Linked DNA regions of Homo sapiens: all the other regions are linked to region 1. Evidence: read pairs that join two places in POLR2A ChIA-PET (ENCODE). Cell type or tissue: PC-3. All regions are shown on one strand. Each heading gives the region's core, and the rest is flanking DNA. Links, peaks and the distances in the headings are about the cores only.

The links. ChIA-PET counts read pairs that join two places held together with the same protein. Peaks named below come from ENCODE experiments on the same cell type or tissue, not always from the same donor. Only the 100,000 strongest peaks of a DNase experiment are listed, where the experiment ranks them.
Region 2: POLR2A ChIA-PET joins it to region 1 with 18 read pairs; 2 of 35 experiments call an interaction of 5 or more read pairs at or near these places.
Region 3: POLR2A ChIA-PET joins it to region 1 with 11 read pairs; 8 of 35 experiments call an interaction of 5 or more read pairs at or near these places.

Annotation. Positions count from the first base shown.
Region 1 is chr19:17,504,179-17,511,288 of GRCh38, forward strand. SLC27A1 (solute carrier family 27 member 1) reads left to right here. Exons shown (of 12, transcript NM_198580.3): 12 at 277-1,990. The coding sequence ends at 434. The region is part of intron 1 of PGLS-DT (PGLS divergent transcript); the gene reads right to left. Among named protein-coding and RNA genes, the nearest start is that of PGLS, 3.9 kb to the right of the region's middle. RefSeq lists enhancers at 3,312-4,511, 6,317-6,974, 6,975-7,110. In PC-3, for the core only: no CTCF peak of the experiment used is centred there; a DNase peak (open chromatin) is centred at 3,853; H3K4me3 peaks cover 669 bases; H3K27ac peaks cover 1,475 bases.
Region 2 is chr19:18,370,870-18,377,477 of GRCh38, forward strand. No RefSeq gene overlaps it. Among named protein-coding and RNA genes, the nearest start is that of GDF15, 12 kb to the right of the region's middle. RefSeq lists enhancers at 2,583-3,782, 2,970-3,264, 2,994-3,213 and a silencer at 4,631-4,858. In PC-3, for the core only: no CTCF peak of the experiment used is centred there; a DNase peak (open chromatin) is centred at 3,672; H3K27ac peaks cover 3,206 bases.
Region 3 is chr19:17,447,359-17,454,468 of GRCh38, forward strand. TMEM221 (transmembrane protein 221) reads right to left here and starts at 1,310. Exons shown (of 3, transcript NM_001190844.2): 1 at 785-1,310. The coding sequence starts at 1,104. RefSeq lists a silencer at 1,324-1,443. In PC-3, for the core only: a CTCF peak has its summit at 1,367 (motif pointing left); a DNase peak (open chromatin) is centred at 3,153; H3K4me3 peaks cover 1,032 bases; H3K27ac peaks cover 1,805 bases.

The sequences.
Region 1 (7,110 bases), core at 943-5,942:
ACAGCCCTGCCTGTCATGTGGGGAATGGACACATGACCAGGCAGGGTGTACATTTTCTTGCCCTGGTGAGGAGTGGTTAGGGAGGCCTCACTGGAGGAGGGGGCATGAAGCCAGGATCTGACAGACAAGGGGGAATCAGGCAGGCAAAATGGGGAAGAACATTCCTGCCCAGGGGACAGCCTGTGGGAAGGTCCAGAGGTGCAGGAGAGGATATTGAGTTGAGGCCTCCCAGAAGCCACCTGCTCAGCCCTTATCTGCCCCCCATCCCCACTATAGGCACCTTCAAGATCCAGAAGACGAGGCTGCAGCGAGAGGGCTTTGACCCACGCCAGACCTCAGACCGGCTCTTCTTCCTGGACCTGAAGCAGGGCCACTACCTGCCCTTAAATGAGGCAGTCTACACTCGCATCTGCTCGGGCGCCTTCGCCCTCTGAAGCTGTTCCTCTACTGGCCACAAACTCTGGGCCTGGTGGGAGAGGCCAGCTTGAGCCAGACAGCGCTGCCCAGGGGTGGCCGCCTAGTACACACCCACCTGGCCGAGCTGTACCTGGCACGGCCCATCCTGGACTGAGAAACTGGAACCTCAGAGGAACCCGTGCCTCTCTGCTGCCTTGGTGCCCCTGTGTCTGCCTCCTCTCCCTGCTTTTCAGCCTCTGTCTCCTTCCATCCCTGTCCCTGTCTGGCCTTAACTCTTCCCTCTTTTTCTTTTCTTTCTTTCTTTCTTTTTTTTTTAAGATAGAGTCTCACTCTGCTGCCCGGGCTAGAGTGCAGTGGTGGGATCTCGGCTCACTGCAACCTCTGCCTCCTGGGGTTCAAGTGATCCTCCCACCTCAGCCTCCTGAGTAGCTGGGATTACAGGCACCCGCCACCACGTCCAGCTAATTTTTATATTTTTAGTAGAGACGGGGTTTCACCATGTTGGTCAGGTTGGTCTTGAACTCCTGACCTCAGGTGATCCGCTGGCCTCGGCCTCCCAGAGTGCTGGGATTATAGGCGTGAGCCTCTGGCCCGGCCTTTCCTTTTTCCTCTCCTCTCCTGCCGAGAGTGGAACACGCGTGTCCTGGGAGCTGCATCTTGTGTAGGGTCCAGCTGCTTTTGGGGACTGCAGGAATCATCTCCCCTGGGCCCTGGACTCGGACTGGGGCCTCCCCACCTCCCTCTCGGCTGTGCCTTACGGAGCCCCGATCCAGGCCTCCTGTGGCTGTTGGGTTCCAGATGCTGCAGCTCCATGTGACTTCCAAGCAGGCCCTCCGCCCTCCCTGCTGAATGGAGGAGCCGGGGGTCCCCCAGGCCAACTGGAAAATCTCCCAGGCTAGGCCAATTGCCTTTTGCACTTCCCCGTTCCTGTCACATTTCCCCAGCCCCACCTTCCCCTCCTGATGCCCTGAAAGCTTCCGGAATTGACTGTGACCACTTGGATGTCACCACTGTCAGCCCCTGCCTTGATGTCCCCATTTAGCCATCTCCATGGAGCTCCTGCTGGAGGGCCCTGAACCCTGCACTGCGTGGCTGCCCAGCCAGCTGCCTCCTGTCCTGGGAGGAGGCCTCCTGGGTGTCCTCATCTGGTGTGTCTACTGGAGGGTCCCACAGGAGAGGCAGCAGAGGGGTCAGGGGAGGTCTCCTGCCGGGGGTTGGCCTCTCAAGCCTCAGGGGTTCTAGCCTGTTGAATATACCCCACCTGGTGGTGGCCCCTCCGATGTCCCCACTGATGGCTCTGACACCGTGTTGGTGGCGATGTCCCAGACAATCCCACCAGGACGGCCCAGACATCCCTACTGGCTTCGCTGGTGGCTCATCTCGAACATCCACGCCAGCCTTTCTGGGGCCGGCCACCCAGGCCGCCTGTCCGTCTGTCCTCCCTCCAGCAGCACCCCCTGGCCCCTGGAGTGGTGGGGCCATGGCAAGAGACACCGTGGCGTCTCATGTGAACTTTCCTGGGCACTGTGGTTTTATTTCCTAATTGATTTAAGAAATAAACCTGAAGACCGTCTGGTGCCTGCTGGGAGCCCATTCATTGAGTGTCCCTATGTGGCACAGAACCCTTGCTGAGTTTCAGAAGGCAGGACTCGGCCAGCCGGGCATAGTGGCTCATGCCTGTAATCCCAGCACTTTGGGAGGCTGAGGTGGGTGAATCACTTGAGCCCAGGAGTTCGAGACCAGCCTGGCCAACATGGTGAAACCCTGTCTCTACTAAAAATACAAACAAAATAATTAGCTGGGCATGGTGGCTCACACCTTTAATTCCAGCTACTCGGGAGGCTCAGGCAGGAGAATTGCTGGAACCTAGGAGGCAGAGGTTGCAGTGCACTCCAGCCTGGGTGGCAGAGCGAGACTCTGGTTCAAAATAGAAAGAAAGAGAGAAAGGGGGAGGGAGGGAGGGAAAGAGCGAGAGAGGAGAGGAGAGGGAGGGAGGGAGGGAATACAAAAAGTAGCCAGGCATGGTGGTGCGCGCACCTGTAATCCCAGCTACCCCAGAGGCTGGGGCAGGAGAATTGCTTGCGCCGGGAGGTGGAGGTTGCAGTGAGCCGAGATGGTGCCACTGCACTCCATCCTGGGTGACAGAGCGAGACTTTGTCTCAAAAAAAAAAAAAAAAGAAAAGAAAAAGAAGGGACCCTGTACCATGTGGCCCCATCTGCAAGACCAAAGGGACCTTGGGGCAGGGGCACTCGGGTTGGCCCTCTCGCTGGCCTGCCGAGGGGGAGGCACCTCCCTGCAGTGTCTGGGCCTCACAGGCCCTCGTTGACCTTGTGGTTGCAGGGGAGGGATGGCCAGCCTGCCTGTGGGTTCCTGCAGGTGTTGCAGGATGGCTCAGATCACGGTATGTCCTGGCACCTGTGGCTGCCCTGGCAGTGTCCTCTTCCATGTACAGGCCGGCTGGTGTGAGAGCTCTGGGTGAAAGTCGCTAGGCCTGCTGGGGTGGCCGTCTGAGCTGGGATTCGAACCCAGGACTCCAAGCTCAGGAGTCTATACAGTATTCCTCCCAATCGCTGGGGGATATGTTCCAAGACCCCAAATGGATGCCTGAAACTGACCATAATACTGAGCCCTAAATATGTTTTGTTTCTTTTCTTTCTTCCTTTCTTTCCTTTCCTTCTTTTTCTTTCCCTTCCTCCCTCCCTCCCTCCCTTCCTTTCCTTCATCCTTTCCTCCCTTTCTAATTTTAATTTAATTTAATTATTTATTTATTTTTGAGATGGAGTCCTGCTGTCTCCCAGGCTGGAGTGCAGTGGCACGATCTCGGCTCACTGCAAGCTCTGCCTCCCAGGTTCACGCCATTTTCCTGCCTCAGCCTCCCGAGTAGCTGGGACTACAGGTGCCTGCCACCACGCCCGGCTAATTTTTTTGTATTTTTAGTAGAGATGGGGTTTCACCGTGTTAGCCAGGATGGTCTCAATCTCCTGACCTCATGATCCGCCCTCCTCGGCCTCCCAAAGTGCTGGGATTACAGGCGTGAGCCACCGCACGTGGCCTAATTTATTTATTTTTAAGACAAAGTCTTATTCTGTTGCCCAGGCCAGAGTACAGTGGCATGATCATAGCTCACTGCAGCCTTGACCTCCCACACACAAGCAATCCTCCATCAGCCTCCTGCGTGGCTGAGACTACAGATATGCACCATCACGCCCAGCTAATTTTTTGATTTGTTTGCAGAGATGAGGTCCCACTGTATTGCCCAGGCTGGTCTTGAACTCCTGGGCTGAAGCCATCCTCCTGCCTTGGCCTCCCAAAGTGCTGGGATTACAGGTGTGAGTCACCGTGCCCAGTTTATACTGGTTTTTCAATCTCATAACCAGGAGGCTACTAAGTGACAAATGAGTGGGCATGGGGGGAGTGGTGTCTCCAGCATGGATCTGCTGGACAAAGGGGTGATTCATGACCCTGGGCGGGACAGAGAGGGATGGAGCAAGGCAGTCCGAGATTTCATCATGCTCCTCAGAACAGCACGCAATTTGAAACTTATGAATTGCTTATTTCTGGAATTCTCCATTTAATATGTTTGAACTGTGGAAACCTCAGAAAGAGAAACTTTGAATAAGCAGGGACTACTGTACTCTCAACTGACTCTCACCTCTGCTGTCCCCCTCGCGTGTCATAATGTTGGCATCTTGTTTGTTGTCTCTACCTCAGGGGACAGGAGGTGACAGAGCATTTGCTGGGAGAGGACACTGAGGGGGTGACCCTCGTGTGCAGATGAGCAAGTGAATTTTTTTGTTTTGTTTTTTGCTTTTTGGTTTTTTTGAGACGGAGTCTTGCTCTGTCGCCCAGGCTGGAGTGCAGTGGCACAATCTGACTCACTGCAGCCTCCGCCTCCTGGGTTCAAGCAATTCTCCTGCCTCAGCCTCCTCAGTAGCTGGGATTGCAGGCACGTGCCACCACACACAGCTCATTTTTGTATTTTTAGTAGAGACAGGGTTTCACCATGTTGGCCAGGCTGGTCTCAAACTCCCGACCTCAGGTGATCCACCCACCTTGGCCTCTCAAAGTGCTGGAATTACAGGCGTGAGCCATGGCACCCAGCTGGGCAAGTGAATTCTGACTAATCTCTCTCCAACCTCGCAACCACTTCAGGAAGTGTCACCATGGTCCCCATTGTACAGATGCAGAAACTGAGGCACAAGAAGGGGAATGGACTCATTGCCAGGGGCTCCAGGTGAGACAGTGGCCCAGTGAACTTTCTTGTTCCAAAGCCTCTAGCTGCAATAGTGTCTAGGAAGTTCCCTCCAAGTTGGCCAGAAAATAATCCCAATGACTCTTAGGCTTGAACTCTGTTAGTTTTTCTTATTAATTAACAGACTTTTTGGGTTTTATTTATTTATTTATTTATTTATTTATTTATTTATTGTTTTGAGACAGAGTCTAGCTCTGTTGCCCAGGCTGGAGTGCAGTGGCGAGATCACGGCTCACTGCAAGCTCCTTCTCCCAGGTTCACACCATTCTCCTGCCTCAGCGTCCCAAGTAGCTGGGACCACAGGCGCCTGCAACCACACCTGGCTAATTTGTATTTTTACTAGAGACAGGGTTTCATCGTGTTAGCCAGGATGGTCGTGATCTCCTGACCTCGTGATCCACCCGCCTCGGCCTCTCAAAGTGCTGGGATTACAGGCGTGAGGCACCGCGCCCGGCCTATTTATTTATTTAAGAGGGAGTCTTGCTCTGTCGCCCAGGCTGGAGTGCGGTGGCGCGATCTTGGCTCACTGCAACCTCTGCCTCCCGGGTTCAAGCCATTCTCCTGCCTCAGACTCCCGAATAGCTGGGATTACAGGCATGAGCTACTACGCCTGGCTAATTTTTGTATTTTTAGTAGAGATGGGGTTTCTACTTCATTTGAGAGGCCGGTCTCGAACTCCTCACCTCAGGTGATCTGCCTACCTTGGCCTGCCAAAGTGTTGGGATTACAGGCGTGAAGCACCACGCCTGGCCTATTCCTTTTTTTTTTTTTTTTTTTTTGAGACAGAGTTTTGCTCGTTGCCCAGGCTGGAGTGCAATGGCGTGATCTCAGCTCACCACAACCTCCACCTCCGGGGTTCAAGCCATTCTCCTGCCTCCGACTCCCGAGTAGCTGAGATTACAGGCATGTGCCACCACGCCCAGCTAAGGCTTTGTATTTTTAGTAGAGACAGGGTTTCTCCATGTTGGTCAGGCTGATCTTAAACTCCCGACCTCAGGTGATCCACCTGCCTTGGCCTCTCAAAGTGCTGGAATTACAGGCGTGAGCCACCACGCCCAGCCCTCCTTTCTTTTTGAATAGTCCTGGCACCGTTGCCAAAGATGAGTTGACCATATATGCATAGGTTTATTTCTGCATCAGTTCCAATCATTTATTTATATGTCTATCCTTATGCCAATACCACAGTTTTGGTTATTGTACCTTTTTATTGTTTGAAATGAGAAAGTATGAGTCCTCGTATTTTATTCAATATTGTTTTGGCTATTTTGGGGCCATTTGCAATTTATTATTAATTTTAGGATCAATTTGTCAATTTCAACAAAAACATTGTAAATTTGAAAGGGATTACATTGCATCCGTAGACCAATTTGTGGAGTACTGCCATCTTAACAATATTATACTTTCCAATCCATGAACGTGGAATGTCTTACCATTTATTTAGATCATCTTTAATTTTTTTTTTCACCAAAGTTTTAGTTCTTTTGCTTGTTTCGAGACAGGGTCTCACTCTATTGCCCAGGCTGGAGTGGAATGGCAGGAACACAGCTCACTGCAGCCTTAGTCTCCTGGGCTCAAGTGATCCTCCCACCACAGCCTCCCAAGTAGCTGGGACCACAGGCAGCTGCCACCGGGTCCAGCCTTGGCTTCCCAACGTGCTGGGATTACAGCTGTGAGCCACCAAGCCCAGCTACAGCTCTCAAGAAGTACAGTCTTGTACTTCTTTTATTAAATTTATGCCTACTTTATACTTTATGATGCTATGGTAAATGGAATTGTTTTCTTAATTTGCTACTGATTTTAAAATCCACTACCTGTGTGAGTTGAACTGCGCTTACACACATCACTGAAATATCCCACTCTCAGAAGTGGCCCAGCCTCCCCAGGCCCACCAGGCCTTCTTCCCCTTCCAGCCCTCTGTCCAGGCAAGAACTCGATTGGAGGCCTTTCTGGGCACTCAGAGGGACACACCACCACACTAGGAGGGTTAGCTTAAAAAATTCAACAAGCATGGCCAGGCGCAGTGGCTTTCGCCTGAATGCTACCACTTTGGGAGGCCGAGGCAGGAAGATCGCTTGAGCCCAGGGGTTCAAGATCAGCCTAGACCATATAGCAAGAGCCCGTCCGTCCGGAAAATGTAAAAAAAAAAAAAAAAAAAATTCAACAAGCATATTTTCATCCCCTACTTTTTTTTGAGATGGAGCCTCGCTCTGTCGCCCAAGCTGGGGTGCAGTGGCACGATCTCGGCTCACTGCAACCTCCGCCACCCCGGTTCAAGCGATTCTCCTGCCTCAGCCTCCCGAGTAGCTGGGACTACAGGCGCCCGCCACTACGCCCGGTTAATTTTTTGTGTTTTCAGTAGAGACGGGGTTTCACCGTGTTAGCCAGGATGGTCTCGATCTCCTGACCTCGTGATCCGCCCGCCTCGGCCTCCCAAAGTGTT
Region 2 (6,608 bases), core at 1,265-6,264, 870 kb after region 1:
AGGCTGAGGCAGGAGAATGGCGTGAACCCAGGAGGCAGAGTTTGCAGTGAACCGAGATCGCGCCACTGCACTCTGGCCTGGGCAAAAGAGCGAGACTCCACCTCAAAAAAAAAAAAAAATACAAAAGGTAGCTGGGTGTGGTGGCAGGCACCTGTAATCCCAGCTACTTGGGAGGCTGAGGCAGCAGAATCACTTGAACCCGGCGGGTGGAGGTTTCCGTGAGCTGAGATCACGCCACTGCACTCCAGCCTGGGCGACAGAGCAAACAAGACTCCACTTCAAAAAAAACAAAAAATCCCCATCATTCTGACAGGGGATGCCATGCCATTGCCACCTTTACAGACAGGGAAACTGAGTTTCCACCAGTTGAAGCCCCTTGTCCCCTATGTCACGGCCAGGGAGAGTAGGGGTGGGAATGTGAACCCAGGCGGGCTTCTCTGGAGCGGAGGGCCTTGAAGAACACAAATGGACATGTTCATTCCCTACGCCTGTCCTCAGCAGGAATGAAGACACCCTGGTCTCTGGCTCTCTGAGAATAAACTTTTGACACCAAAGGGACTTGGACAACAGTTAGGAAGATGTCCTGGAGCAAGTGGACCCCGTGGGTTGGGGGAACTTCTTGGACTCACAGAGGACTGAGGGTTCTTGCACCCCCAGTGGAGGTATTCATATCTGGGTGGTCTTTCCCATAGGGTCGACTCTTATTATTGTTATTTAATGTAGAGACAGGGTCTTGCCATATTGCCCAGGCTGGTCTCAAACTCCTGGGCTTAAGTTCTCTACCTGCCTCGGCCTCCCAAAGCTCTGGAATTCCAGGCATGAGCCACCATACCCGTCCCTTTGCTGTCTTGAGCCTTAGTTTACCCATTTCTCGTGGGGCTTTTGTGGCAATTCAATGAGATTCTGCTTTTACAGCCCTTAACTTGGAGCCTGGTGCCCTGTCATTGCTCAGTAAATACAATGATCAGGGTGTGGGCTCTCGCTTATAATCCCAGCACTTTGGGAGGCCAAGGCGGGTGGATCACTTGAGGTCAGGAGTTCGAGACCAGCCTGGGCAACATGGTGAGACCCCCCCCCCCCATCTCTACAAAAAATACAAAAATTAGACAGGTGCAGTGGCGCACACCTGTAGTCCCAGCTACTCAAGAGGCTGAGGTGGGAGGATCACCTGAGCCTGGGGAGGTCAAGGCTGCAGTGAGTGGTGATCGTGCCACTGCACTCCAGCCTGAGTGACAGAGTGAGACCCCATCTCAAAAACAAAAACCCGGTCGGGTGCGGTGGCTCATGCCTGTAATCCCAGCACTTTGGGAGGCAAAGGCAGATGGATCATTTGAGGTCAGGAGTTTGAGACCAGCCTGGCCAACATGGAGAAACCCCATGTCTACTAAAAATCCAAAAATTAGCCAGCCATGGTGGTAAACACCTGTAATCCCAGCTACTCGGGAGGCTGAGGCAGGAGAGTCGCTTGAACCAGGGAGGCTGAGGTTGCAGTGAACTGAGATCGCGCCACTGCACTCCAGTCTGGGTGATAGAATGAGACTCCGTCTCAAAAAAAAAAAAACCCCACAAAATAAATACAGTTACCATCACCTCCTCTTCCAGGAAGCCCTCCTGGCTACCTAGGCATCTCCTCTGACTCCTACAGCTGCCTGGGTGTCCCCATTGTAGCACTCTGGGTGGTAATTGACAGCCTCTGTGAGAGGGTGGATGGGTATGTGTGGGGCCCCCTCTGTGTCTTCTGTGCCCAGCACAGTGCCAGGGACACAGTAGGGAAGCAATAAACTGCTGGGAGGAGAGGTGAGTGCTGTGGGTCCACTCCTGAGGCCAGCCAGGGGCTCAGCAAGGCACCAATGCCTCCTCCCAGGAGTGAAAGATGCTGGAATCACCAGGCTCCTCCTGCAGTCTGGGGTCCCCACCTAAGGAGGCCCCTCACCCCGTGGCTGTCCCAGTCATTCAGGAAGTGTCCACTGTGGGCTGAGCCCTGGACTGGGGACACAGCAAGGATCAGGCAGCTGGGAGTACAGCCTGGAGGTCCCCCCTTGGGATGAGGGCTGCACAGGCAGTTAAAGGGTCCAAGGATCATCCCAGGATATGGCTGAGAGGCTGCAAGAGGCTCCATCCCCTAGAGGCCCCCTCCGCCCTCGCCTGGGTGCTCCCAGCCTTACTCAAAGGAGCAGGTCGGCCCGGTGCGTTGTCTCACACCTGCAATCCCAGTGCTTTGGGAGGCCGAGGCAGGCGGATCACTTGAGCACAGGAGTTCCAGACCAGCCTGGGCAACATAGCAAGATTCTATCTCTACAAAAGTAAAAATAAATCTTATAAAGTAGCTGTGGACTGGGCACAGTGGCTCACACCTGTAATCCCAGCACTTTGGGAGACCAAGGTGGGCAGATCACCTGAAGTCAGGAGTTTGAGACCAGCCTGGCCAACAAGGTGAAACCCCATCTCTACTAAAAATACAAAAATTAGCCAGGCATGGTGGTACACATCTGTAATCCCAGCTACTCAGGAGGCTGAGGCAGGAGAATCCCTTGAAACTGGGAAGCAGAAGTTGCAGTGAGCTGAGATCGTGCCACTGTACTCCAGCCTGGGTGACAGAGTGAGACCCTGTATCTAAAAAAATAAAATAAAAATGAAAAGATGAGGATCTTGGCCTCCATTCTTGCCCTTCCACTCCATTCCAACTGCTGAGCCTCTCACACCCTCTGTGGCTCCCTTTCGCCTACAGGAAATAGGATTTCTGTACTGGGCATTTGAACCCCATTCCCTTGTTTCTGCTGACCCCCAGCAGTCTCAATATCCCCTACTTCCTCTTCCCAGAACCACCCTCCCCAAAGCCCTTATCGATGCTTGGAGGATTCCTATGCATCCCTCAAAATCCAAGGTTTGGGAAAGATGCTGCAGTGGTCTCAAGACATCCTCAGTGTGATGACAGCCTGGGGTGGGGGTAAGGGGGCAAAGTACAGCACCAGAAATCCCAACTGAGTCCCCCCACACGTCTTCCACCTTCCCACCCTCTCTTTCGGGTTCTGGCTCCCTGCCTCCAGGCAATCACCAGTTTTTACCAGGAGTGCCTCAGACCTGCCCGGACATGTCCAAGTCCCCTAGAAGCAGGGAGGGGTGGGTGAGGCTGTCACCTCTCCCTTCCCTGTATGGTGCTGATAAGGGCGTGGGGAGGCAGAGACAGGCAGAGATAGACATGATGAGAGACAGGCAGAAATGGAGGGAGAGCCAGGGAGAGAGAGACACAAAGAGAAAAAGTGGAAATTCTCCAGATATTTTGTTTAGGGTGAGGACACGGAGACACAGAGAGGGACTTAGCCAGCTGAGGATGACGATTTGGGATGTTAGGTCACCCAGGTGCTGTGCTGTGTAACTCAGGCACAGAGCTGCCCTGTTCCGAGCCTCAGTTTACCCCTGTGACTCAGAGCAGATCTCCATACCCCCATCACAGGGCTGTGTATCCGAGCTCAGCCAGAGCCTGGCATGCAGTAGGTGCTTCATAAATACACACTGTGGACAGTAGAATTATGATGGGAGCGAGCGTGTGAACTGGGTTGCTAATGTGGAGCGTGAAGAGGGAGGCCCAGGGTTACTCGGCCAATGGGTTCCGGGCAGCAAGCACGTGGGGGAAGCCTCAGCTGACCACTTCCTGGCCAGTTTATGCAGGAACTCGCACAGCCGGTCCCTGAGGCTGAGCCCACCACTTCCGCCCCCCATGGTCCCAGCCCTGCTGACTCATACTCAGCTGCCACGGTCCGCTTTCCCTGCTGAGCACGGGGGTGGGGGCGGGGGGGAAGAGGGGGAGGGAAGGGCACCTGACCGAGGCCAGAGGCCCAGAAAGGACAGAAGGTCATGGCTGGGGAGAAGCAGGCAGGAGAACCGAGTCTTGGCCTTAACTGGCTGGCAACGTAAAACCTGCCCTCCACAAGGACAAGATGAAAACTTGGGGATTTGGAGGGGACAACAAATTAGACTCAATCACAATTTCAAACTTTTGGATGTCAATATATCCATCAAGAAATTGAAAAGAGGCCTGGCATGGTGGCCGATGCCTGTCATCCCAGCACTTTGGGAGACCAACGTCGGAGGATCACTTGAGGTCAGGAGTTCCAGACCAGCCTGGGCAACGTGGTGAGACCCGGTCTCTACAAAAAAATTTAAAAATTAGCTGGACAGGGGCCAGGCGCAGTGGCTTACGCCTGCAATCCCATCACTTTGGGAGGCCGAGGCCTGGATGACAGTGAGAGACTCTGTCTAAAAAAAAAAGGACAGGTGCGGTGCTTCGCGCCTGTAATCCCAACACTTTGGGAGGCCAAGGCAGATGGATCACCTGAGGTCAGGAGTTCGAAACCAGCCTGGCCAACATGGTGAAACCCCATCTCTACTAAAAATACAAAAATTAGCCAGGTGTGGTGGCGCATGCCTGTCGTCCCAGCTACTTGGGAGGCTGAGGCAGGAGAATCACTTGAACCCGGGAGGCAGAGGTTGCAGTGAGCCGAGATCGTGCCATTGCACTCCAGGCTAGGTGACAGACAGAAACTCTTGTCTCAAAAAAAAAAAAAAAAAAAAACCCACCAGAGATAAAAATGGGCAGCAGATGACATTGTTTACATAATACTGACCACAAACTTGATGTCCTAAAAGAACAGGGACTTCTCTCAGAGTTCTGGAAGCCAGAAGTCCGAAATCAAGGTGTCACAGCAGGACTGGTTCCTTCTGGAGGCTGTCAGGACTCAGAATGTGATACTCCAAAGTATGGCTCCTTGGCAAAAACTTTGTGGTTTTTGTTTTTAGAGACAGGGTCTTGCTCTGTCACCCAGGCTGGGGTGCAGTGGTACAATGATAGCTCACTGCAGCCTCTACCTCCTGGGCTCAAGCAATCCTCCCACCTCAGCCTCCCAAGTAGCTGGGACTACAGGCATGCGCCACCACACCTGGCTAATTACTTTTATTTTTGTAGAGATGAGGTCTCGCCGTGTTGCCCAGGCTGGTGTCAAACTTCTTCTTCTTCATTTTTTGTTTTTGAGATGGAATCTCGCTCTGTTGCCCAGGCTGGAGTGCAATGGTGTGATCTTGGCTCACAGCAACTTCCGCCTTCTGGGTTCAAGTGATTCTCCTGCCTCAGCCTCCCGAGTAGCTGGAATTACAGGCATGTACCACCGTGCCTGGCTAATTTTGTGTTTTTAGTAGAGACGGGGTTTCTCCATGTTGGTCAGGCTGGTCTTGAGCTCCTGACCTCAGGGGATCCACCTGCCTCAGCCTCCCAAAGTGCTAGGATTACAGGCGTGAGCCACCGCGCCCAGCGAAGACAGTTATTTTAAAGTATTTGTCTAGTGAGTCTGATGTGTGGGCTTCCTTAGGGATGGTTTCTGTCTGTTAATTTTGTTCCTTAAAATGCGCCACACTTTGCTGTTTCTCTGTATGCCTAGTGATGTTTTTGTTGTTGAAAAGCGAGCATTTGAATATTCTAAATTATGGTAACTCCAGAAATCAGATTCTCCACCTTCCTGAGAGTTTTGTGATTTTTGTTTCTGTTTTTAATTATGGAAGGCAGTAGCCATCTCTTTGTTTAGATAGTTTTCCAAACCGCTTTTTTTTTTTTTTTTGCAAAGACTGTATTCCGGCCGGGCCCGGTGGCTCACGCCTGTAATCCCAGCACTTTGGGAGTCCGAGGCAGGTGGATCACGAGGTCCGGAGATCGAGACCATCCTGGCTAAAACGGCAAAACCCCCCTCTCTACTAAAAATACAAAAAATTAGGTGGGCATGGTGGCGGGCACCTGTAGTCCCAGCTACTCGGGAGGCTGAGGCAGGAGAATGGCGTGAACCCGGGAGGCGGAGCTTGCAGTGAGCTGAGATCGTGCCACGGCACTCCAGCCTGGGCGACAGAGCGAGACCCTGTCTCAAAAAAAAAATAAAATAAATAAAATAAATAAATAAATAAATAAACCTGTTCCCCAAATATATATATGAAATTAAAACATGCGTGGTCATGATCAAGTTCTAATTACAGACAAAGACTTCCTTGAGATTGGGGAGAACCTGCCTTGGACTACGGGGACCACTTCAACTCTCTTGGGAATGATTTTTCTTTAGGTGGGTGCTGGATAGGGGTGTTTGTGATTTTATTATTAATACTTTTGTGTGTGCCTGAAAGATTTCACAATGACAAATAAAACTGAGAGGAAAAGGTTTGGCAGTTCCCCATTAAGTTCAATACAGGGTTACTCTGTGACCCAGTAATTCCACTCCTCAGTAGAGAGCCAAGTGAAATGAAAACAGGTGTTCAAACAAAAACGTGTACACCCACTTTTACAGCAGCATTCTTCATCAAGGCGAAACTACAGTACAAATATTGTAAGATTCCATTTCTGTGAAATGTTCCGAATAGGTAAATCTATAAAGGCAGAAATTAGGCCAGGTGCAGAGGCTCATGCCTGTAATCCCAGCACTTTGGGAAGCCGAGGTGACAGGATCGCTGGAGGTTAGGATTTGAAGACCAGCCTGGGCAACATAGCGAGATCCCATCTTTACAAATTTTTTTAAAAATTAGCAAGGCACTGGCTGGGTGAAGTGGCTCACGCCTGTAATCCCAGCACTTTGGGA
Region 3 (7,110 bases), core at 1,136-6,135, 57 kb before region 1:
GCAGGTCTGGGTCCACTTGGTCCCCGCTGTCTCTGATGCCCTGAGCCAGATCCATTCCCCTGCAGGCAGGCACCCAACAGATGTTTGCTGACCCGTGGGACCCATGCATTTCATTGTCCCTTGGGTGGAAGGTGCATGGTCTGGATAGGATCTACCTCAATGGTGGGAGTTCTCATCTGCTCAATTTCACAGAATTCTGGACTAGAATTTGGGCTCCTCTCCCCCGACATTCTGGAGAGAAACACTACCATGTGGGACAGCGGAGTCCTCAGCTCAAGGAGGGTTCCTCCTTCCACAACCACTGCCCCTGATAGGGGTCCCTCAATGACCACATCCCTGACTGAGTTCAGGTCCCTGAGGAAGGAACTCAATTTCAGACCAGGACACAGGCTCTGGCTGGCTCTACCCAGAACCAAGTTCAAGTCCAGCACTGTCCCGCCTCCCACCCACTTCCAAGCCAGACAGCCTGAGAGCTCAGCCTCCCCTGTTTGAGATCCAGGCAAGCTGATCCTGGACCCTCTTTGAGCCTCAGTTTCCTCATCTGCAAAATGCGAGACACAGCAGTGGTTGCACCTGCTGCAAAATTGAACAAATATAGAATGGAGGGAGGGAAGGAGGGAGGAGGAGAGGAAAGGAGGGAGGCAGAGAGACATGGAGTGGTGGGGAGAGGGAAGTGGGGAGGGAAGCTGTCCCCCCAGCCTGAGGCCAAAAGAGGGGAAGAGGCTCAACCAGGCTCACCCAGCCCCCAGCCGGGCCTCCGAGGCGGTGAGGCCAGTCCTCCTACCTCCTGGGGCCAGGCCCCCGCGCCAGCTCGGCGCCCAGGTGGCCACAGAGCGCGGCGAGCAGCAAGCAGGTGAACCCCAGCACGAGCACCAGCGCGGCCAGCGCGGCGGCCAGCGGCAGCAGCGTCCCGGCCGCGTCCTCTGGCAGCCCGGGGCCGGCGCCCAGCTCCTGGCCCAGCCCCTCGGCGCGCAGCCCCCGCAGCTCGGCGCGGCCCGCCTGCAGCTGAAACAGCAGCTGCGCGCCCAGCGCCGCCAGCACGGCCGCCGCGATGCCCAGCAGGGTCATTGCAGCCAGCACCCGGCCGCCGTAAGAACGGGCCATGGCGGGGGTTCCTGCGGGCCGGGGGAAGAGTTGAGGAATTGAAGTGGTTTTAGAGGGCAGGGGAGTTGGGGGGAATCCGAGGGTCCTCAGGGGGTCCCCGAGGGGGCGGGGCCGCAGGGAGTGTCTGAAAGTTCGGGGACTGGGCTGGGGGTCGCCAGACGGACGGGGGCTCCGGGGTGCTGGTCGCAGCCGGGACGCCGAATCTCCGCGAAAACTTGGGACAAAGTCTTTTCTCCTCCCTCCCGGGGCCCCGCGGGCGCCCCCTCTTGGTCCGCTGGGCCTGGCGGGGCGGGGCCTGGCACCGGGCGCAGGGCGGGGAGGCCCCACTAGGGACTGGATCGCGGGAACCCCACAGCTCGCTAAGTTCAGAAAAGGGCACCACCCCGCCCCCTGCCGCCCTAAGCATCGATTGTATTGTGGTTTAAAACAAGAAAAAGGAGGCCGGGGGCGGTGGCTCTCGCCTGTAATCCCAGCACCTTGGGAGGCCGAGGCGGGCGGATCACAAGGTCAAGAGTTCCAGACCAGCCTGGCCAATATGGTGAAACCCCGTCTCTACTAAAAATACAAAAATTAGCCGGGCGTGGTGGCCGGAGCCTGTAATCCCAGCTACTCGGGAGGCTGATGCAGGAGAATTGCTTGAACCCAGGAGGCGGAGGTTTCAGTGAGCTGAGATTACGCCATTGCACTGCAGCCTGGGCGACAGAGCGAGACTCCGTCTCAAAATTAATTAATTAATTAATTAAAAAATAAAAAATAAAGAGAAAGGAGGCCGGGCGCGGTGGCTCTCGCTTGTAATCTCAGCACTTTAGGAGTCCGAGGTGGGCGGATCACTTGAGGTCAGGAGTTCAAGACCAGCCTGGCCAACATGGTGAAACCCCCGTCTCTACTAAAAAAAAAAAAAAAAAAAAAAATTAGCCCGGCGTAGTGGTGCATGGCCTGTAATCCTAGCTACTCGGGAGGCTGAGGTTGGAGGAATGCTTGAATCAGGGAGGCGGAGGTTGCAGTGAGCCGAGATTGCACCACTGCACACTCCAGCCTGGCTGACAGAGTAAGACTCCATCAAAAAAAAAAAAAAAAAAAAAGAGAGAGAGAGAGAAAGGGCTGGGTGAGGTGGTTCACAACTGTAATCCCAGCACTTTGGGAGGCTGAGGCAGGAGGATGGCTTAAGCCCAGGAGTTTGAGACCAGCCTGGGCAACATAGCCAGACCCCATCTCTACAAAAAATAAGGAAGTCAGCCTGGTGTGGTGGTGCACGCCTGTGGACCCAGCTACTTTCGGGACTGAGACAGGAGGATCGCTTGAGCCCAGGAGGTCGAGGCTGCAGTGAACTGAGATCACGCCACTGCACTCCAGCCTGAGTGACAGAGCGAGGCTGTGTCTCAAAAAAGAAATAACAAAATTTAAAAATTCACTTTTCATTTGATCTCAACCCAGGGACTCTGTCATTGGCTGTGATTTCCCCTCTGCTTACTTCCTTCAAGCCTTTGGGTAACCGTTGCTTCCTCTAGGAGGCTAGGGAGAATCCTGGATCCCTTCCCCAACTGGTCCCCCAAATTATTCGCACAGCACTTTAAAAAAATCGAGATGAAACTTACATAACATAAAATTAATCATTTTATTCAGTGGCATTTAGTGTTGTACAATCATTACCTCTGTCTAGCTCCAGAAGATTTTCATCCCCCCAAAAGGAGACCCCATCCCCATTACCAGCCACTCCCCATTCCCCCTCCTCAAGTGGCTCACAACCATTAATCTACTTCTTGTCTCTGTCGATTTGCCTGTTCTGGACACTTCATATCAATGGAGTCATACAAGAGGTGGCATTCTGGCTTCTCTCACTCTGCATGATGTACTCAAGGTTCATCGAGGTTGTAGCATGGATCAGTGCCTCATTCCTTTTTATGGCTGCGTAATATTCCATAGCGTGTCTGGAACACATTGTGTTCATCCGTTCATCCATTGATGGGTATTTGTGTTGTTGGTTCCTTTTGGTGAAGGTGACTAATGCTGCTATAAACATGTGTGCACAGGTATCTTCTTGAGTCACTGCTGTCAATTCTTGTGGGGCGTGGACTCCTAGGAGTGGAGTTGCTGAGTCACATAGTTACTCTATTTTAACTCTTTGTGGAACCCTCAAACTTTTCCACAGCAGCTGCACCGTTTTCCATTTCCACCAGCAATGTCTGAGGTTTTTAAAAATAATTTTCTGCACATCCTCCCCAACACGTGTTTCCTCCTGCCCTCCTCCTCCTCCTCTTCCTTCTCCTCCTCCTCCTCCCTTCCTTCTCCTCCTCCTCCTTTCTTCCTCCTCCTCGTCTCCTCCTCCTCCTTCTTCTTTTTTTTTTTATCAGGGCCTTGCTCTGTCACCCAGGCTGGATTGCAGTGGTGTGATCATAGCTCATTACAGCCTTGACCTCCTGCTCAAGTGATCTTTCTGCCTCAGCCTCTCCCCAAGTAGCTGGGACCACAGGCAAGCATCAGCATGCCTGGCTAATTTTTAAGTTTTTTTTTTTTTTTCATAGAGATGGGGTCTTGTTATGTTGGTCTGGTCTCAAACTCTTTATACCCAAGTGATTCTCTCACCTCAGTCCCCCTAAATGCTGGGATTACAGGAGTGAGCCACCACACCCAGCCTCCTCCTTCCTCATAATAGCCTTTTTTTTTTTTTTTTTTTTTGAGATGAACTCTCACTCTGTTGCCCAGACTGGAGTGCAGTGGTGAGATCTCGGCTCACTGCAACCTCCACCTCCCGGGTTCAAGCGATTCTTGCACCTCAGCTTCCCAAGTAGCAGGATTACAGGTGCCTACCACCACACTCAGCTAATTTTTGTATTTTTAGTAGAAACAGGGTTTCACCATGTTGGCCAGGCTGGTCTCAAACTCCTGCCTCAAGTGATCCTCCCACCTCGGCCTCCCAGAGTGTTGGAATTACAGGTGTGAGCCACCATACCCAGCCAGTTTTTAAAATTTTTTTGTAGAGATGGGGTCTTGCTATGTTGGTCTTGTCTCAAACTTCTTATGCCCAAGTGATCCTCTCACCTCAGCCTCCTGAAGTGCTGGGGGATTACAGAGTGAGCCACCACACCCAGCCTCCTCCTCCCTGATAATAGTCATTCTGATGCTTATAAAGTAATATCTCATTGTGGTTTTTATTTGCATTTCCCTAATAACTAATGATGTTAAGCATCTTTTCATGGGCTTTTTGGCTGTTCATATATCTTCTTTGGAGAAATGTCTATTCAAATCCTTTCTCTATTTTAAATTAATTAATTAATTTTTTTGTAGCGATGGGGTCTTACTATGTTGTCCAGGCTCATCTGGAACTCTTAAGCTCAACTGATCCACCCACTGGGCCTCCCAAAGTGCTGGGATTACAGGCATGAGCCACTGCGCCTGGACTGGAATCAAGTTTTTTTTTCAGGTTTGAAAATTTTGGGGCCCCTTGAAAAGAGTTTGTGGGCCCTGTGCCCTCAGCCTCGTAGGTAAAATGGCCCCAAGGAAGAGTATGGGGTGAGGGTGACCCTTCACTTCCAGGTGGCCTCCTTCTTTGCTGTGTGACTTTGGGCACATCCCTTAACCTCTCTGGGCCTCTTCATATGTAGCAAGAACCTGTTCCTTCTTTCAATTGATTGATCGATTGATTGATTCATTCACTCATTCATCAGGCCTCAGCCCAACACTCATTCTTTCATCATCATCAGTGTTAGGGTGAATTTTCCATGTTTTCCAGGTAAGGAAAAGTCTCACGTTGAGGGCTCAGCAATTCATTTGGATCAGGGCTACAGTTTGCTCTGGGTGGTGGGAATACAGAGATACAAGATATTTTCATGTATTCATTCGACGAACATCAGTGGAGAGCCCATCTACGTGCTGGGCTCTGAGGACCCAGGGGTGACCAAGACAGGCCCAGCTCTCCCTTCTGGTGCTCACAGCCTGGTGGGGGAGGTGGAAACATACATGAAACCCCACAATAAGGGGACACTTACCTAAATGGCCAACATTCATTGCAGTGCTGGCTTAGGTTTTGCCATTATTTGTTGGGGTTGGGGGAACACAGATACCAAGGTCTGGTCCTGCTGTTTGTATGTGGGGTGATTCTCTAGTTTGGGGGTGTCTGGCTTCAACTTGGAAAGTTAACCCTGCAAGCAGGCCCCACACTGCTCTTGGTAGATGGTGAGCTCATCTACCTTGGCCTTTTGCTAAGCTGCCCTTCTCATTCCAGCTCAGACAGGTGGGGAGTGGGGAGGTGGGGATGGGGGGTGAGGCTTGGAGAGTTCCACCATACAGTCCAAGGCACACAGCCTGACAGGGACAGAGAGTGGACTCCCTCAACCTCACTGCCCAGATACGGATGGCTGGTCACTGCATGTTGGCTGGAATAATAGTAACAATGTTGACAGGTTACATCGCCTGTGATTTGTTGGAAAAGGGCAACCTGGTATGATTTACAGATAATTTAAGTGATTTTTATTTTTTTGAGACAGAGTCTCCCTGTGTCGCCCAGGCTGGAGTGCAGGGGTGCAATCTTGGCAGACTGCAACCTCCGCCTCCCAGGTTCAAGTGATTCTCATGCCTCAGCCTCCTGAGTAGCTGGGACTACAGGTGCGTGCCACCACGCCAGCTAATTTATATATATATATATATATATATATATTTTTTTTTTTTTTTTAGTAGAGACGGGGTTTTGTGACAGTGGCCAGGCTGGTCTTGAACTCCTGACCTCAGGTGATCCACTTGCCTCGGCCTCCCAAAGTGTTGGGATTACAGGAGTGAGCCACCACGCCCAGACTCAATGCACCCATTTCACAGATGCGCCACAGCAGTCCAGAGAGGGCTGCTGGAACATGAAGCATCAGGCAGCACCAGGGTCCTGAGCTGGGTCAATTTTCCAACCTGGAGGTTGGAAGTCGAGGTGAGCATGAAATCAGGTGGTCATCCAGTATTCAGGACCCTCTGGCCTCCCAGGCCCCCAGCCTCCTTCTTCCTGTCAGCCAGATTCCCGTGCACCGCAGTCACGCTTGCTAGTTTCCATGGACACGCGTGGACTCCTAGGAAACCTTTTCCGGAGACTGGGCACGAGAGGAGTGATTTGCATCTCATTTGAATGCTAGGCCCTGCCCCGAAAGTGTGCCATCTCGTCCTGCCGCGAGGGGGCGCCAGAGGCCAACCAAGCAGTTCGTGAGCCGAGTGAGCACCTGCTCCTCCTTCTTCACTGACCTGCCTGGGAGAACCTGGCTTTAATTCTAATTTTTCAGAGGAAGGGATTAGTGTTTAGAGAAGGGAGTTGATCTCACGGTCACAAAGCCAGGAGATGGTTCTAGATCGGAGTTTTTGATTTCTGTATTCTGCCGTGTTCCCTGGTAATGCCCCAGTCCACGAGCAACAGAGGGAGACCTGGGAGACTCTTGGCTCCTGCTGGCAGCCCGGGACCCCCAGCCCACGTGGTATCAAATATTGAAATGCATCCGTGTAACATATAAATCTGTTGTTAAAGGATTGTTGTGATTTTGCGCATGAAATATGTGGGCAACTCGGCCGGACGCGATGGCTCACGCCTGTAATCCCAGCACTTTGGGAGGCCGAGGCAGGCAGATCACCTGAGATCGGGAGTTCGAGACCAGCCTGACCAACATGAAGAAACTCCGTCTCTACTAAAAATACAAAAATTAGTCAGGTGTGGTGGTATGCCTGTAATCCCAGCTACTTGGGAGGCTGAGGCAGGAGAATCGCTTCAACCCGGGAGGCAGAGGTTGCGGTGAGCCGAGATCGTGCCATTGCACTCCAGCCTGGGCAACAAGAGCCAAACTCCGTCTCAAAAAAAAAAAAAGGGGGGGGGCAACTCATTTAATGTAGGATGGGCTTGGCGTTTTCAGCACGTTTGTTCTATTTTAGTTTAGATTTTCTCATTTTTGGAGCCATTAATTACTCCCCCTCAGCCAGGTCTCAGAAATATTTATAGAGATCCTTGAAAAGCTCTCCCTACTTTATCTCCTGGCCAGGGAGGCT